Regions from separate parts of the Mus musculus genome. Here region 1 is linked to region 2. The links are chromatin loops, found by intact Hi-C in ENCODE. Cell type or tissue: heart. All regions are shown on one strand. Each heading gives the region's core, and the rest is flanking DNA. Links, peaks and the distances in the headings are about the cores only.

The links. Peaks named below come from ENCODE experiments on the same cell type or tissue, not always from the same donor. Only the 100,000 strongest peaks of a DNase experiment are listed, where the experiment ranks them.
Region 1: it touches region 2 in a loop (2.0-fold over the local background); 5 of 42 quality-filtered maps call a loop at or near these places.

What each region holds. Positions count from the first base shown.
Region 1 is chr11:71,512,929-71,517,323 of GRCm38, reverse strand. It overlaps 9230020A06Rik (RIKEN cDNA 9230020A06 gene), which reads right to left and starts at 788. Exons shown (of 6, transcript NR_152165.1): 1 at 452-788. In heart, for the core only: no CTCF peak of the experiment used is centred there; a DNase peak (open chromatin) is centred at 1,843.
Region 2 is chr11:71,445,394-71,449,788 of GRCm38, reverse strand. No RefSeq gene overlaps it. Among named protein-coding and RNA genes, the nearest start is that of Gm16013, 11 kb to the right of the region's middle. In heart, for the core only: no CTCF peak of the experiment used is centred there; a DNase peak (open chromatin) is centred at 1,828.

The DNA.
Region 1 (4,395 bases), core at 263-4,262, 67 kb before region 2:
TCCTGCTGATGGGCAAAGTTCTATAGCCAGGTTTTAAAAAGGGAAGTTGGCAAGGTGGCCCAGGTGAACAACAAAGGTTACTAGACAGTTGGTTAAAAAGCAGGTTCTAGAACGTAGAGAGGTACACACCTGTAATATCAGAACTATGACCGGCTCCCTTTTTAAGAAAAGTAGCTTTCTGAAAGTCTTACTTATATAAACTAAACCAAAACAAACAGAGCAAATTGGGATCTGATCCCAGGCAATGGATTGAGAATCTAAACACTTAAATGTTACCCAATGCAGATAGGAACCTGAGGTTCAGAGAGGGGAAGGGACTGTTCACAATCTCAGAGAAAGATGGTATCTTCCTAAGAACATGATTCCTGCCTCCCAACCATATCCAGATCCATGGCTGTCTGAACTTGACTCTCTGAAGCCTGAGCCTTGCCCCTTGAGCAGTGCTGTATACCTTGGCTGTCCCTGGGGAGGATATTCATCTCCTCTGGGGAGTCAGCTGAGATACTTGACAATTCTTCCTGCCAGACTCTCTTCCAGCAACGACTCCCAGAAGTCAGCTCTCAGTGGACTCTGCTGGCCACCAGGTGAGTAGAGCCATGGTGAGATGGCCCACTGGGCCAGTGCCCTTAGCTCAGAAGAACAAAGTCAAGTTCATCACCAGGTAGCATTTTCAGAGAGCCCTGGAACAAGGCCACCTCTGGAAATCAGTTAGCATCCCACTTCTCTATAGAATCCTGTTGAGAAGGCTGCATTGCAGCCTCACCTTGAGACTTCCTTGGATGCTGATTGGGACAGAGGCAGTGTGTGTGTTGATTTCTTCTTTTCTGCCTCCGGCACTTCCTCTGGTGTGGGTGGGGCTTCAGCTGTGCACCAAAGGGTCTTGGGGATCAATTATAGCCAAGTCTAGAGTTGCTCACAGCTTGGAAGCAAGAAAGATCGGCAAACAATTCATCAAATAATTCATTGTTACTCCGAGTGGCAAGTGTGACAGCAAACAGGTGACTGAGTATCATGTAGCAGCCAGAAAAACAACCACTGCAGCTCAACACCTTCAGAGAGGTGTTATTCCCCATGGGACATGAAGTAAGTGGAGACCAGCCAGAGCAAGGTGAGGTCAGAACCAGCCTGGCCCCTGGGAGCCCAGCAGAACCTGCAATGCCCAGAGCTTTCTAATATCAGAATTGAGCTGGGAATCCATGTGAGCTCTCTCCCCTTTTTTCCTCAAGTCACGTCACAGCTGAGCTAGGCTGGACCACCATTCAGAGAGGTCACACAGGGAACAGTGAAGGGGCACAGATGGCTGTCCAAGAGGCGTGGTTCCTCTACCGAAAGCTTTCTTGTATTGTCCTGAGACTCACAGAAGCATAAAACAGGCAATTTGGATTTGACCTCAGAGGTTATTCTCTTAAGCTGGGAAGTAGCTATCTTGCCCAGTAGAAATAACAATCCTTTAAATTTGCCTAACATTATATAGTTACACTTCATTTCCTTTGGCTGGTACCTGCAGATGTAATCAGCATTCACATTCACCCTGTGATTGCCCAAAGTAATCCTCCGTGGGACTCAGAATAAACCATGCCCCTGGGCACCAGCCTGGACTTTTTATCCTGATCTCATGGTTTTCCTACGGACTGTATCTCTGGATGGGAAGCTCAAAGAAACCAGCAGCTTAGTCCTCGTGCAAGAGAACAAACTGACCTGAGGAAGTGAAGAGTGGCTGAGACAATAGGCCACCTTAATGAGCAACTCATATGGCCACCAGCTCTGTGAAGCACAATGAAGCTGACAGGAAATGTCTCTCGGAATGTGGTGTCCAGCAGACCTCAGGCGGCACAGGGGACATGCTTGACTGAGAAAGAGAGAAGTGATTATGAGTAGACGGGGAAGATAAAATCCCAATTATCCCAAACTTGGCAACCAAGCCTTCTCGCATAAGTGGAACTCAGCCAGGCATGGCGACCTAAGGGATCTCTTGGGAGCAGGGTGGGGCCTGTTAGAGAAAGAAAACTCAAACCTGCTTGCTACAGCTCCTCCATGGGGCTTGGGGACATAGTAGATTGGCTTTTTACTCTTTTTTAAAAAGGAAAACAGTTGGCTGGAGATGTAGGGGGACAGTACTTTAGAGAGTTGGGGGAGATATGTTACCCCAAGTGGTCTTAGGAGAAGCTATCCTGAGAGGATGCCTCAAGGGGCAACAGGATCCTAGAAAAGATCTGTATAATGAACATTACAGGAATCACGGGCCAAGGAGAAGGTTCTAGACCAGTGATTCTCAACCTTCCTAATGCTATGACCTTTTAATACACCACCTCATATTGTGGTGACCCCCAAACATAAAATTATTTTTGCTGCAACTTCATAATGAATTTTATTATTGTTATATATTCTAATACAAATATCTGTGTTTTCTGATGGTCATAGGTAATCCTTGTGGTAGGGTTGTTCAAATCCTAAAGGAGTAGTGACACACAGGTTGAGAACCACTGATCTACACTGTCCATAGAGAATAGGTACACAAGAGTCATGCTTCATGTAACATGCTGAGTTATAGGCCCAATCCTTAGGTTCTTAATGACAGGGTGATACAGTAACAGCCTGCCTGTGGCCACTAGTGAGTATAGTTGATTCTCATCATCCTTCTAGACATTCTAATCACTGGACTGAGACTGTCCTGGGGCTAAGGAGGATACTGTGTGATCAAAACATGACCAGAGAAGAGAGGGGCATTCTGCCAAGTTCATTCAGAATAAGAAAGTAGCCTTACAGGGTAGGTTGGAAGAGGCAAAATTGATATTGTCTTGACTTCAACCAAAGTCAGTGACAGTCTTTAGCCATTTGGGGGGATTCTATATGGGTAAGATACGGGTGAGCAGGACAAGGATGCACATGTTCTTGTGTGATGCTGAGGTATTTCCCTCCTATGTTGTGGTAACCTGCCATCTAAAGAACCTGTGCAGCGATTGAACCTAGGTTTGGACCAGAGATTGAACACAGAAGCAGCTATGAACCAAATCCACAACCTGAAGCCATGGCCAGCTGGAGCCACAGTCTCAAACAGACTCAATAGCCAAGCAGAATCTAAGTCAGCCAAACTCTAATCAACCTGCAGACCCGTGACCACGATAATAAGTGCTGGTTCCAAGCCAGTGAGTCTTTGAGCCATGTGCTATGTAGTGCAGCCCAGCAAAGTGGATGGTATTGGGGGTCCACAAAGCTCTGAGAAGCACCAGTGAGTGTAAAGTCAGATACAGTCTGCAGCTGATGCCAGAGGAAACTATTGTCCAGACTGCCAGTCATTAAGATCATTTCTGCTACCTATCTCTTCTCTTGCTCCAGCCCATGCCTCCTGTTCCTATTCAGGTGCCTCATTAGCTAGTGAGATACAGTAGGGGGATGATAATAGCCTATTGTGTACATCAGCTTGGCTAAGGTATGGTCCCCAATTCAAACAGGAATCTGTATATTGTTGTGAAGTTACCTTATACATGTGATTAAAGTCCATGACTTTAAGGAAGGGAGACTATTTTAGAACACTTTGGTCTATTCATTGAAGACCTTGTGAGAAAAAAAGCTCAGACTTTTCCATAAAGAAGAAATTCTGTCAGCTTTTGCCCATGTTGACAAGGTCCAACCTTTCCCTTCTGACAAGCTGCCCAACTGACTGCAGGCTTGTCTAACTAGCCCCAGATCCTGGAAGGACAAAGTGGAGAAGACCAGAGGCATGAGTTGGGACTGGCATGACCTGGGGCATGCAGCCAGAACTCATCGGTGCTTACGATGGAGACGTCATTGCTATGGTCACAACAGGGTTCCATCAAGGAGAGAGAAGAAACCACACAATACCCAAACCTTTTCATTGACCTGGCTACTAGGTTCTTCATTCCGTGAGAACTTTTCAATTTTCAACCCCAGGGCACTTAGGGCTGGGACTTTTGCCTTCTTTGGGGCCTCTGAGCTACAGTCTATGGAGGGCAGTCACAGCCGTTGTTAAAGAAAGGCCCTGGAGCCTTTGAGAAGCAATTTGTCACGGTTCTCCTGCCACACATGATCCAAGTTTAGAGCCAGGGGTCAAACACATTCACATAGTCACATATTCACACACACACACACACACACACACACACATGCCTGGCCTTTGGCTGTCCCAAGCTGTTCCTCTGTTGCCACTGCACCTGCCCTTGGCTGTTCTCCACCTGCTCCCCCACCTTCTGCACCGGCCCTAAGCCATCCTCCACCTGCCCTTCTATGTCCACCTGGCCCTGCATTGTCATCGTTGCCATCGCCATCTCTACTGCCATTCTCAGCAGCCCAGCCCCTGCTCACGCTAACCCAAGGACGTTGGTGCTGAAAGCCCCGTGGCCATAAACAGTTAATGTGATTATTGCATTTAGCCAC
Region 2 (4,395 bases), core at 77-4,076:
ATTCACAAAGGAACTCACACAATATGTACTCACTGATAAGTGGATATTAGCCCAAAACCTAGGATACCCAAGATATAAGATACAATTTCCTAAACACATGAAACTCAAGAAAAATGAAGACTGAAGTGTGGACAGTATGCCCCTCCTTAGAAGTGGGAACAAAACACTCATGGAAGGAGTTACAGAGACAAAGTTTGGAGCTGAGATGAAAGGATGGACCATGTAGAGACTGCCATATCCAGAGATCCACCCCATAATCAGCATCCAAATGCTGACACCATTGCATACACTAGCAAGATTTTATCGAAAGGACCCAGATGTAGCTGTCTCTTGTGAGACTATGCCGGGGCCTAGCAAACACAGAAGTGGATGCTCACAGTCAGCTAATGGATGGATCACAGGGCTCCCAATGGAGGAGCTAGAGAAAGTACCCAAGGAGCTAAAGGGATCTGCATCCCTATAGGTGGAACAACATTATGAACTAACCAGTATCCCGGAGCTCTTGACTCTAGCTGCATATGTATCAAAAGATGGCCTAGTCGGCCATCACTGGAAAGAGAGGCCCATTGGACACGCAAACTTTATATGCCCCAGTACAGGGGAACGCCAGGGCCAAAAAGGGGGAGTGGGTGGTTATGGGGGTCTTTTGGTATAGCATTGGAAATGTAAATGAGCTAAATACCTAATAAAAATTTGAAAAAAAAAAGATAAAAAAGAAAAAAAGGTGAGCAGCAGCGTTCACCTTCTGCTTCTTGACTGATTTGACCAATTGTCATCCTGCCACCATGCCACCCCTGCCAGGATGGACTGCACCTCAAACCATTGTACAAAACAGACCCTCTGCCCCAAGTTTCTTTCTGTGAAATGTTTTATTATAGCAATGGGTATAGTATATAATCCAGAAAATTAGCATGTCGGGGCTGGGGAGAGAGCTCAGGAGTAAAACATTTGTTTACCCAGCCTCCAGGAGGTCCTGGGCTTCCTTTTCAGCACTGGGGAAAGAAAAAAAAAAAACAAAACAAAACAAGGGAAAACTCTGTAATTTATAAGAATTGGCATATTTATTTATTGGGAAATATTTCATCTTTCTGGCTACATCATATCAAGCAAGAACACAGACAGCATGAGCCTTCATCTCCTCCTCTATGAGCGGAATGGAATTTTCATATTCATACCACTACCTCACAGGGCTGTCCTAAGGGTAGAGGGACAACAAATTTCCCCACATAGTCCAGTGTACAGCAGGCACTCGATAAAGGTTGGTTCCTATCACCTTCAGCTTTCTTTCCTCTTCTTTGTTCACTGAAACAAAATTAGGAGTTACCCTGGCTCATTTGGAAGTCCAGAGTCCCATCCTGCTCCTTAAAATAAAATCATTGTATTCTGCCCTCCGCAGTTTTCCTTCTGAGAATCCTGCCCTCCTCTTGACAGAGGTTGCCTGGGGAGCAAAGACTTTGTCGGACTCACGTCTGTCTGCCTCAGACTGCCCACTTCACATGAGGTGCACAGCAAATGTGCACCAGATTAGGTGCTGAATGAGAGACTAAGTAAATGACATTGCCGTTATGACAGAAGCTGTGAGGGAAAATTAATTTGCAGATGGAAATATTACATTGTGTACCCAATCTTGCAAAACAATGAGGCACAGCTTGCAGGAGTTTCAAACACTTTTTCAGAAATTTAATTGCCAGTTAATTTTCCTGCAAAACACAATAACCTCTACAAGCTGAAGGAAATAAAGCGTAGCTCTGGAAAGCTCATTAGGCTCTGCCTCAAACTGCACTGGCTTTCTCTGAGTTTGAAACCGGAGGATCCAAGCTGCTCTAATTGGCACTGTCTTTGTTCATGTGTGAGCTGCTTTTATTCCACTTCCTCCCCTCCTCATATCCTGCTCAGGTCTAACCTGTGACTACGGAAGTCGGGGTAACCTAAACAAGCCAATCCTGGTATCTCTGTCACGGTGTTATCTTGTGATCAGGGCTCAGCCTGGGATCATAATCAATGACTATTAGAGTTTGATTGGAAAAAAAAAACATTCCCCCCAGACTCCTGCATTCAAACACTTAGCCAACCTCTTAGTCATACCACCTTAAGAGATTGTAGGACCTTTGAAAGGCAGAGCTAACCAGAGGAAGTGGCACTCTGAGGGGTGGACCTTGAGATTTATACACTGATTCCGTTTTCTGTCCAGACTCTGCTCCTAATCCTCCGAGATATGAATATCCAGCCTCTTGCTTCTGCAGCTGCCAATGTCAACAGTTCCCACTCCCACGGTTTTCCCATCATGAGGGTCTGCGCCCACAAGGCATGTGCCAAAATTACCCTTTCCTCTCCTAAGCTGTTCTTGTCAGGTATTTGGTCACAGCCATGAGGCAAGTACCTAAAACAGGACCCATGATCTGAGGGCACTGTCTGAGCTCCGTCTAGGACCATGATCAGAATATAGCCTCAGCATCTGTCCACGGTCACCATTACTCTCTCTGTCTCTGTCTCTGTCTCTATCTCTCTCTGTCTCTGTTTATCTCTGTGTGTGTCTGTCGCTCTCTGTCTTTCTGTCTCTGTCTCTCTCTCTCTGTCTGTCTGTCTCCCCCCCCCCCTGTGTATGTGTGTGTGTGTGTGTGTGTGTGTGTGTGTTTCTCTGTCTCTGTCATGGAGCTACAAGTCAGACCAGAATTAAGCCAAGTATTACACAAACAAGAGATTCTTGCTAACACTGCTCAGTGAATAATTATCAAGTTAAATTATATTAGCTAGATCCTCAGAGCTCCAAGATGAGGTAGGAATGGGGTCAAAGAGGACCAAGAGGACAGCACATGTCTGGAGAGAAGTGACCCAGAACTCAAGAATTCAGATAGAGCTGAATTTTGCCTTGACCCATTTAAGTAGCTCTTGGCCAGAGAACTGTATCTGTCACCTTCAGTCACAAGGTCACCCACATAGAGATCTCGGAGCCCCAGACAGACAGCCTGGAGACGTGATCCCTCTAGCCAGATTATACAAGCTCCAGCACCGGCTGTCATCTGCCCGTATCACTGCTAAGTGGGTCAGCTCTTTCCCATCACTCTGCTGATTGATAGTATGTAAAGTGGCTGGGGTACCACAGAGACCACAGTACAGAATTTGCTGCATCGGCAGGGAGCTTACACCTTTGGCAACATCGTAGCTCTGGGAATAATGTTAAATCTCAACCACCATCACCACCACCGGTTTGGGGACATTGGTGTATTCTTTAACACGTGTAAGTATGTCCTTTGCTTGTCCTCCTTTCTCAAGTGTCCCATGTGAAGGGCACTTTTGAGATGAGGGAAAAGATGCAATGAAGGTAGATATAAGATTAAACATGACAGACTAGATGTGGACTGTCATCTGTCTGGTAACATTCACCTTACTGGAATTCCTTGTTCACTGTTTGCTCTGTTTATAAAGGAGCAGTCTTGTGAATGATAACTAGAGAGACAGACCGCTGCCAAGGGCAGGTATAATACTTAGATTATCTAAGATTCTTATAGGCTGTTTGTTTGTTTGTTTGTTTGTTTGTTTCATTGGGTCTAGTGAGAAGTGTCCCTCACACCCCAGAATATGATTGTTGTCAAGGGCTCTTATTACTAAAAGCATTTCTACCCAGGAGACTGCAGTGCAACAGAAGATAAAGAGTTCGAGTAAGGTCTGGGACCCAAGGGTCTGAAAAATGAAGCCCGTTTGCTTTGCCGTCTCAGCAGAGAGCCCGACTGCTGGGGGAGATACTGAGAAAAAGAAGCTTCCAGAGAAATATCCCACTTAGAAACTAGGTGCACAAGAAAGAAACCATAAATCCTCTGAAGGGTACATCCTGTTTGTTATTCAGGGAGGGTCATTTGTATCTAAGCAACATCAAATGAACTGCCTCAGTCTGGTTTATGGGCCATAGAGAGATGGCACAGGTGAAACAAATGGTTTGAAGGGAAAAAAAAAAAGTAATGTTGGTGTTATCTAGAGAAACAGAGTGTCCTGGGCCCACTGAGGATTTCATTAAGGTAAGTTCCACTGAAAGGCTCTACTCTGTTCTTGTCACCACTGCAATCTGGCCGTCTCTGCCCTGAAAATGGAACAGTGTTCATGCTGGGAAGGAGGACAGGGCATTCTTCTGCTGTACAGAATGTATGCATAATCACATGTAGGCAGGAAGTACCTGTGCCCCTGATTGGACGAAGGTGGGAAGTAGGTGGCCTTGTGAGTTTTACTTCTCTAAGTCCCTGACTGATGTCATTAAGTTTCGAAATTCTGGGTATAGACCTGTGCAGTGTCCATGGACTTGGCCAGTATTTAATAAAGATGGCTTCAAATGTGGTAAGATTAACACTGTGTGTTTGTGTGTGTGTCCATGTGGTGTGTGTGCATGTGTCTGTGCATGTGCCC